2 separate regions of the Homo sapiens genome follow, and region 2 is linked to region 1. The links are chromatin loops, found by intact Hi-C in ENCODE. Cell type or tissue: MCF 10A. All regions are shown on one strand. Region 1 has its middle 53 kb from the start of MIR4422. Region 2 overlaps USP24 (ubiquitin specific peptidase 24).

Region 1 (5,000 bases):
GATGTAGCCACTTTCATCAATTATCTTAGCTAGATCTTCTGGATAACTTGCTGCAACTTCTCCATCAGCACTTGCTGCTTCACCTTCGACTTTGATGTTATGGAGACGACTTCTTTCCTTAAGCCTCATGAAGCAACCTCTGATAGCTTTGAACTTTTCTTCTGCAGCTTTCTTGCCTCTCTCAGCTTCCATAGAATGGAAGAGAGTTAGGGTCTTGCTCTGGATTAAGCTTTGGCTTAAGGGAATATTGTGGCTGGTTTGATCTTCTATTGAAACCACTAAAACTTTTTCCATATCAGCAATAAGTTTATCTTTTTTTTTTTTTTTTTTTTTGCTTTCTTATCACTCATGTATTCACTGGCACAGAACTTTTAATTTCCTTCAATAAATTTTCCTTTGCATTCATAATGTGGCTAACTGGCACAAGAGGCCTAGCTTTCAGCCTGTGTTGGCTTTCGTGATGCCTTCCTCACTAAGCTTTATCATTTCTAGCTTTAGATTTAAAGTTAGAGATGCACAACTCTTTCTTTCACTTGAACACTAAGAGGCCATTGTAGGGTTATCAATTGGCCTAATTTTAATATCATTGAGTCTCAGGGAATAGGGAGGCCCAAGGAGAGAGAGAGAGAGATGGGGAAACAGTCAGTGGAGCAGTGAGAATACACACAATATTTATCTATTAAGTTTATCGTCTTATGTGGGCACCGTTCATGACACCCCAAAACAATTACAACAGTAACATCAAAGATCACTGATCACAGATCATCATAATAACAGATATAATGATAATAAAGAAGTTTAAAATTTTGCAAGAATTACCAAAATGTGGCACAGACACACAAAGTGAGCACTTGCTGTTGGGAAAATGGTGCCAATAGACTTGCTAGATGCAGGGTTGCCACAAACCTTCAGTATGTAAAAAATGCAACATTGACAAAGTGCAATAGAACAAAGTACAGCTTTACTAGAAAAGTTACCCAATTATGAATTGTTAATTGAACTCAGCCATCAGAAGTTGCCAACAAACAGGCCAGGCACAGTGGCTCATGCCTGTAATCCCAGCACTTCGGGAGGCAGAGGCAGGCGGATCACCTGAGGTCAGGAGTTCGAGACCAACATGACAAAACCCTATCTCTACTAAAAATGCAAAAAAAAAAAAAAATAGCAGGGCACTGTGGCGCACCTGTAATCCCAGCTATTCAGGAAGCTGAGGCAGGAGAATTGCTTGAACTGGAGAGGAGGAGGTTGCAGTGAGCTGAGATCACACCACTGCACGCCAGCCTGTGCAAAAGAGCAAAACTGCCTCAAAAAAAAAAAAAGTTGCCAGTAAATGGCAAAGTAGTTGCAGAAATTGATCAGAAAGAGATCACATGTTGGAGATGATGAAAAAAAAAGGGTACTCGGTGGCTTGTTCCTATTTCCAAAGTTCCAGAAGGAACTGTTAAAGCAAATAAATTAAGAACCATCCCCTCAGATCATGTATACATTCACCTCTCATCAGAATCTGAGCTTTATGAGAGAAAAGATAATTTTGTTCCCTTCTGTATCCTCAGAACCTAGAACACTGCTTGGCACAGAGTAGGTGCTCAAGAAAAAACACTATTGAATGGATTCATATTAACCCATATGATGGCAGCACAGAGGCGGCAGGAGAGATCATGGGGAACCCAAAATCACTGTTAAAAGTTGTACAAGGCCGGGCGCAGTGGCTCATGCCTATAATCCCAGCACTTTGGGAGGCCGAGGCGGGGTGGATCACCTGAGGTCAGGAGTTATAGACAAGCCGACCAACATGGTGAAACCCCATCTCTACTAAATACAAAAAAATTAGCCAGCATGGTGGCCCGTGCCTGTAATCCCAGCTACTTGGGAGGCTGAGGCAGGAGAATTGCTTGAACCTGGGAGGCAGAGGTTGCAGTGAGCCGAGATTGCGCCATTTGCACCCCAGCCTGGGCAACAAGAGCGAAAATCTGTCTCAAAAGAAAAAAAAAATTGTACAAATATGACACAAAAACTGTTTCAGGTAAATTTAAATGTTCAAAATTATATCCAATTTTAGAAACACATTTATCCTTTTTCTTATATCTTTCCCCCAAAATAATTATTATATAGTCCTAGTTGGGCATGGTGACTCACGCCTGTAATCCTAGCACTTTGGGAGTCCAAGGTGGGAGGATCACTTGAGGCCAGGAGTTCAAGGCCAGGAGCTCAAGGCTGCAGTGCTGCTGCACTCCAGTTGGGCAACAAAGCAAGACCTTGTCTCAAACAAATACACGTACATACATATATATATATGAAATATACTGATAATTAATATACAATGCCCTTCCTCTTCCATCATCTCTAATAATAATAATATGACATAGAGAATACTAGTAATTAATGCACAATACATCACATAAATTGATGAAAACAGCTAACAGGTTGTTACCATTTTTTCTGCGAATGGGCCAGTGAAATCTGTTGAACAAAAGGAAACAGAAGAGCATGTGTGTGGTAGAACACAGAGGCCAGGAAGGGGCTCGAAGAAAGGAACTGAGAGAAGATGGGGCAAGAGGAGGCTGACACCAGAGGAGGAAATTTCCAAGGGGTGGTGGGTTAGAAGAGGTTCAGGAGGGGTATCTGCGAGCAGGGGAGGAAACATTCTGAGCAGCTCAGCTGCAGAACCTTTGCTCCCTCATCCCTGGGACTCCCAGCCACTCTGCTATGCGGCTCTCTCCCAGGGACTACTTGATGGTCTTTTTGACTTTTTCCTGAATGTTCCACCTTATTTTTAATCATGGTTATTCTACAAAGCAATTACTCCACCCCATCCCCTTACTATAGGAAGCTAATTCTAAAAAAATTAATCAACTTTTAAAATAAGAATGCGCAGGATGAAGTCTTCACTAAAGTCTGTTAAAAAAAGGAGATGGCTATCTTCAGGGAGTGATTAATCGCAGCCTTTGCTATGCTTGACTAAATCACCCCTTGAAGCACTATTGATTCCTAACATTGGTGACGGGAGAACGCATCAGCCACCGTCACAGTTGTGCGCATGTCCACAAGAGGGCAGTGGTGCATGCAGTCAGAACCCAAGTTCTCACCCTGGCCTCAGCCGCTGGGATCAGAATTAGGGACTGCGATATAAGATCCAGAGTCAGAGAGCGAAGATCATCTCACACACACATGCTCACACACACAGGCGCACACACACGCACACACACAACACGTGGAGCACGGAGGCCCAGGGAGAAGGACTCGCCTATGGTCTCACAGAGACAAATTGCAGAGCTAGGCCTCCCTCCCTTCATCAGTTGTTCCCTGGGGAGTTGCTGTTAACAGACATGCTGGGGCCCACCCAGACCCAGTGAGTCAGAATCTCCAGGTGGGGCCCAGGCCTCAGTTTTTTAAAGCACCCCAGGGTTAAGAAGTCCTGCTATCTCCATGGTTGCCTCTCAACAAAAGGGAGAGAAAAGAGAGAAATATGAGTCTTCTATACCTTAGCAAGTGTCAAGACACTAAATGGGGCAGGAGAGGGGGAGGCAATAAATTACGCAATATTAAGAGAAAATGAATACAAAACAGAGTATAAGTCAAGGCCCCAGCAAACAGTCAAGGTCCTACTCAAATGGGGTACCTTGGGGAGAGTTAACAAAGGAATTGCAAATGTATAGTCAGGATGTAGAGAAACCTTAAATCAGTATCTGTGGGGGCAGTGACCCCCAGGCCAAAGGGAGTGGTTATGGGAATCTAGGGACAAGGCGGGCTGGGTGGCTTCCCACCACCTGGCAGGAGCTGTGATCTTCAGTAGAGGGAAGCAGCCAGGGGAATTAATACGCAAACCCACTCTTCCCCACTCTCTGAGTCCCTGCCAGTGCTCCCTGGGCCAAACTCAACCAGAAGCCAAAAGGCAAGGCAGCCATTGAGAGTCCCTAGAGATCTGCTCCTGAGGCACTGAACAGGCTGACCAAGGACAGAGAGTGCTTCGGTGACACACGCAATCACTGTTCAAGCGTTTGTCCATTCAACAAAAGTTGAATGAGCATTGCTAGATACAGACAGTATTGCGTGTAAAACGACTTTCACTTCTATTCCTCTGTGGATGAGGAATAGACATTTTTTTGCTGGTTTGAATGCAATATAGGCAAAGTCTCTTCTGGGAAAACAATAATAGGGCTTTAGTTAGAAGAAGAGTAATGCCTAAATATTCTTACTTCTTGGATTTGTTTTAATATAGCAATGAGCAACTTTCTTTAGAATTGGAAAATAGGAAAAAGTTTTCATTAAGTTACCATACAATAGGGTTGGTAACTTCCTGATTGGAACTACAGAATCTCCTTTCTGAGGCTTAGAAAAAAGATATATGTTCTTTAGATTTATTATACAATTTCTGCCTGTTCAAAGAAGTTTCATATATATATTTCATATACATTATCTTGCCCCTAACCTCCCTCCATCAGGGCATTTATCTGATCCTGGAGGTGGAGTCAGGGGTTTACAGTTGAGAACTCAGCAAAATTGAGTCTCAGTTCTCCATGACCTCACTGGATAACCTTGGCCCAGTCACTTCCCCCATCATAACATGACAGAGCTGGATGAGACGTGTAGGTTTCAAACATTTTTTAGCAGGAGGACTTAAAAAAAAAACTTACATGGCAACCAACAATATAACAGATTTAGTAACTCTTCACTTGTTGAAACAGACTCCCTCTTACCCTGTGGCTAAAAACTCCTGTGGAAATTCCAGAGAATTTTTCAAATTCCTTCCAGGACTGTGTTCTATGAAATATTAGTTCCATGACATAGTAATATTAGCATTTGGGGGGGAAGTAGGGGTATCAGCAAAGTTCAACAGATTCTCTTTGCTGTGGGAATTTTCGGGGACTTTAATATGGTAAAGTGTTTTGTCAATCTCTAGTCTGGTGATTTACTATATAGTTGGAGAAACAATGATCCAGACAAATTTCTTTTGATTTTTTTTTTTACCACAATCCACAGTCAGAAATACACTTTCTATC
Region 2 (5,000 bases), 210 kb after region 1:
AGTAAGTATTGAATTAAAATGCAGGGAGGAAATGGTGTTTTAATTACAAGTCACATATGAGCAGAAGGGGAACATGTGCCCGGTTTTGATACCTGGAGAATCTGACTCAGTCAGGGCCTGCTTGCTTGGAAGGTACAGAAACCTATTTGCATGATCTCAAAAAAATATGAGGGGAAGTATTAAAAGAGTGACAGATCTTTATAGAATCCCAGAAAAGCTCACCCATCAGGCCTTATGTCAGAAAGGCAGGAATCAGGGCAGATATGGAGGCTTTAAGAGCAAGAGTTCATGAGCTTTCACTCAAGGTTTCTCATTAATGTAACCCAGCTACCAGCTCTTCAGGCTCTAGGTCCCTAACCTCAGAATAGCCTTTCAAATCATGTCACCTGTAGCTCCTGAGCACTTGTGAACCCAGGCACCGTGTCAAGAACCTTGCCTGTATTATCTTATTTCATCTTTGTAACAACTTCATGAGGTTAGTACAGTTGTGAGTCATATATCATGGGTAGTTTAAGTGACATGCCTAGAGTCATAGAGTGAAAACTTGAACACAGGCTGATTGACTGCAAAATGAAGGTTCTTTTTTTTTTAATTGTGGTGAAATGTACATAACATAAAATTTACTATTTGAACCATTTTTAAGTGTATAGTTCAGTGACTTTAAGTACATTCACACTGATGTGCAACCATCACCACCATCCATCTCCAGAACTCTTTTCATCTTCTGAAACTGAAACTCTGGACCTATTGAAGACTGACTCCCTATTCCTCCCTTCCCCCAGCCCCTGGGGGAAGCAATTGTAATTTCTGTCTCCATGAATTTGACTACTCTAGGAACCCCATTTAAGTAGAATCACAAATATAAAGACAACTGAATTTTAATGAAACTAGCATTTACGTTTCAAAATGAAGCACTAGGAACAAGCAAAGAAAGAATTTGGCTAATAAAAATCTCCTCGGTCATCAGGTGTCCTGCAGCTAAGGAGTACTTCAAGGAGAATTCCCACCACTGGAGCTGGGCTGTGCAGTGGCTACAGAAGAAGGTAACTGAACATTGAATTTTTCTAGCTGTAACATAGGAATCAATAATAGCACATCTTGTCAGGAAAAATCTCTAGAACTGAATATGGAGACTGACCTTAAAGTGTTTTCAGATTTCAAACATTTCTTTGCTACAGTTTATATCTTGTGTGCATTAAATTTGTCCTAATACATATGTCTTAACTTCATAGGGGAAAAGGTAGGGATGATGATATAAGAAGCAATACTTGACTGAGGTCTTGAATCGCTTTATGTGATGGAAGGTCTGGGTAGACTTGTACCCTACTTGGGATGCTTTTAAGACTCAATATCTAATGGTAGAAACTGTGAACCCATGGGGGCTTATTTGTCACCTCTGATGGCATTTTTGACCTTTCATCTCAGATGTCAGAACATTACTGGACACCACAGAGTAATGTCTCTAATGAAACATCAACTGGAAAAACCTTTCAGCGAACCATTTCAGCTCAGGTGAGAGTTGTCTCTTGTTTTTGCGTGGTCTAAATCACTTATGGAGGATTTTCAGTGTGTTTCTCAGAAACTGCAACCTCTGAGAAGAGAGGTATGAGTTGAAGATGAGAACAAGCAGAAGAAACAATTGGATTTCTATGAAAAGAAAACAGATTGGTGTACACTTACACAAATTTGTGCAGATTATTTGTCTAGAAGGAAAGTCATACAGGTTGGGCAGTCTGGTCACAAAAAGGGACAGGGGTTGAGGGGGTTCTGGTGACTGTGATGAAGGCCTCACTCTCAGGCCTCCGGTCCCACTGAAGGTCAGATGAAAGGTAGTCTTCCCTGGCGGTTGCTGCTGCCACTGAATGGGCCCTAACTTTGTCGTCTTGTGTTTGAATCTTCTGCAGGACACGTTAGCGTATGCCACAGCTTTGTTGAATGAAAAAGAGCAATCAGGAAGCAGTAATGGGTCGGAGAGTAGTCCTGCCAATGAGAACGGAGACAGGCATCTACAGCAGGTATAACGGTCAGCATGTCCTTGTGTGCAAAGGGCAGCCTTGCTCTTAAGCTTTCCAAAAAGAATTTCCACAGCTGAGGGAAAACAAGATGCTTCCTCTGGAATGTGAGTCCAAAGAGTTACCAGCGCTGCCCTCTAGTGATCTCAGCTCAGCATATGCACTAACCGTGTGTTTACAGGGCTGAGTAGTGCTGCAGTGTGAAGTGAATGGAAGGCCTCGAGGTGTTTGTGGCTGGCCACCCTGATCAGCCTGCAGGTAGTCCCGATGAAGCCAGGGCACAGGGGGATTCGTTCCAGCTTGTTCACTTTATTCTGCCTTGCCAGGTTACTGAAAGTCCCTCGTTTGCTCTCACCAGCCTTCCTGGAAATGTGGACTCTTGAAAGAAAAGCTCCCGTGCTCTTGAAGTATACCTGCTTGCCAGGGGAGTCCAAGAAAATTTTGACATGTATTTTTAAAAAAAGAAAAAAAAACAGCTTTAATACCAATCATTATAGTAGAAAAAGAAAATAAATATGTATTGAACACCCACTGTGTGCAAACACTGAACTAAGTGTCAGTTAATCATTACGTCTTTCCAATAGTCTGTAACTTTCCTTAACAGCAGTCTCCTCTGTGGTCCCTTCACAGTACTTGGTACAGAATAGGCCCCATTAAATGAATGTTACTGATGTAGTAGGTGTCATTTTTTTTTAAGTGTTATCTTTCGGATCCTCATAAGCACTATGTGAGGCAGCTGTCACCCTGATTTTACAGAAAGGTAACTGCAGCCCAGCACAGTGATGTGACTTAGCCCAAGGTCACTCCACACATTACCTCATCACCTACTTCATTTGCAGAGAAAATAAAAGCTGTCACAGGAGAGCTCCTGCGGCCACTAATTCCCAAGCATCTGCACTGTTCTTGTCTCCTCTCCTGTGACAGTGGGAAGTTTGCCTCTGTCCACCCAAAGCCCCTAGCGCTCATCCCCGCCCACCTTGGCAGAGCTTTGCGTTCTAATGTGTATGTAACTCTTCAATATCCAGAACGCTCCACCCTGCCAGACCCTTCCCAGCGACGTCTCAGCACACTGGTTTCTCTTCTGCCCTGTCAAAGCCTCTCTTCTGCCCTGTCAAAGCCTCTCTTCTCCCTGTTGCCCCTGCCTTCTTTTCTCTTCTTTGCAGCCAAACTTCGACTAATTCTCTAAACTTAACTTTCCCCATTTTCTTATCTCTCACTCGCTCTTCAGCCTCTTCCCTGCTAACTCCCTCTTCTCTCCAACTCAGCAGTTGGGGTGACAGGTGGCCTGCAGCTTTCAGGCCTCATCTTAGCCGACTGCTCGGCAGCATCTAGCGCTCCTGGCGCTCTTCCCGTTTGAAACACTATTCCAGGGCTTTCCTGACACTTCTCTCTCGTAGTTTTCCTCAAACCCTTCTGGCTGTTCCTTCTCTGTCTCCTTCCTAGTACTGCCTCTTCTGGACCACCAGTAAAGGTTTGTGGAGTCTCTAACCTGTATCCTCCTGCCCTCACTCCATATTCTCTCCGCACCCACCTTGGATTTCTGAACATGAACATCCAGCTCTCTTGTTCTTGACGTTCTCCACTTGGCATACCTTAAAGACCTCAGACTCGATGTGCCCAGCCCCTCCTCCCTGCGCCCACCAAAGCTGGCCCTCCGTCAGTGTTCCTTATCTCACACACAGCACCCCCATGTCATCCCGGACAGCTCCCTTTGAAAGGGTGCTCGTCCCTCTCCTCCACCTGTCATCAGCCCCTCTCTGCCTACATCTGTAAGGATCCCCTCACCTCCACCCCTGCTTCTCTCTGGTTCATGCACTAAAACCTTTCAAAGGCTTTGTATGAGGAGAAAAGCCAGAATCCTCAACACAGTCCTGCTTGATCTAGCACCTGCGCACCTCCCCACCCCCATTTTCTGATTTTTTTTTTTTTTTTTTTTTTTTTTTTGAGATGGAGTGTTGCTCTGTCACCCAGGCTGGAGTGCAGTGGTGCAATCTCACCTCACTGCTACCTCCTTCTCCCAGGTTCCAGCGATTCTCCTTGCCTCAGCCTCCCAAGTAGCTGGGATTACAGGCATAAGCGACTGTGCCTGGCCCATTTTCTGAATTTTATTTATCAAATGTACTCTCTTCCTTCCACCTCAGGGCCCCCCTACTCACCCCCAACTCTCACTCAGCTTAGGTTGTCACTTTAGAGAGACTGTCCTTGCTCCTCCCCACCCCAGCTCCAACTAGATCAGCCCCATGGCACACGGTGAGTATTCAGAACGATTCGCCAAGTGTGTAAGCCAAAGGCCACACAGATGGTAACAGAGGTAGCCTTCAGACCCAGGAGTGACCCAGAGCCCATATTTGGCAGGTGCAGGGCAGGGAGGCTCACACAGTGCCCAACGTGAAGCGGGCACAATGGCCATCAATGCCTCTCCCAGCTTTATCACTGCTCTGCGTTCTCACATGGGTGCAGAGTAGCATTGTGACTTTAGACAAGTCGCTGGGTTGTTTCACTGACTAAATGAGATCATAGAAATGTACATGTTTTACATAATCATGAATTGTCAAATATTAGATGTAATAGTTATCACATTTTATTACCCTTTGATAAACATTGCATTAAGTTGCCAGATGAAGACATGTTTAAATTGCAGAACACAAGTCAGCATAGAAAACCTTTTCTCTAACCGTATGAACTTTAACTTCCTTTTCTTTTCTGCAGGGTTCAGAATCTCCCATGATGATTGGTGAGTTGAGAAGTGACCTTGATGATGTTGATCCCTAGAGGAACATGCCCAGCCTGAGAGGAGTCAAGACACAATACTGGATGCTCAGCACCTTCTTGGAATCAGAATCTCGAACCCTTTGGAAGAGCCTGGAGATTGGACTGGGAAAGCTGCTGTGACTTGGGCGGATCGTGTATTTCTCAAGGAAAGCATTTTTAAGCCACTAGAAGGTTTGGGAGCTGTTTGGCAGTGGGAGAACTCCGGCATGTGGATCA

What was found. A loop is a pair of places that touch in the nucleus more often than their neighbours do. Peaks named below come from ENCODE experiments on the same cell type or tissue, not always from the same donor. Only the 100,000 strongest peaks of a DNase experiment are listed, where the experiment ranks them.
Region 2: a loop joins it to region 1, with 24 times the contacts of the local background. A loop is called at or near these places in 16 of 110 quality-filtered maps.

What each region holds. Positions count from the first base shown.
Region 1 is chr1:55,275,770-55,280,769 of GRCh38, reverse strand. No RefSeq gene overlaps it. Among named protein-coding and RNA genes, the nearest start is that of MIR4422, 53 kb to the right of the region's middle. RefSeq lists a silencer at 2,977-3,126. In MCF 10A, a CTCF peak has its summit at 3,054 (motif pointing right); a DNase peak (open chromatin) is centred at 3,069.
Region 2 is chr1:55,068,829-55,073,828 of GRCh38, reverse strand. USP24 (ubiquitin specific peptidase 24) reads left to right here. Exons shown (of 68, transcript NM_015306.3): 64 at 1; 65 at 968-1,043; 66 at 1,426-1,512; 67 at 1,905-2,015; 68 at 4,722-5,000. The coding sequence ends at 4,784. Among named protein-coding and RNA genes, the nearest start is that of PCSK9, 32 kb to the right of the region's middle. In MCF 10A, no CTCF peak of the experiment used is centred here; a DNase peak (open chromatin) is centred at 2,158.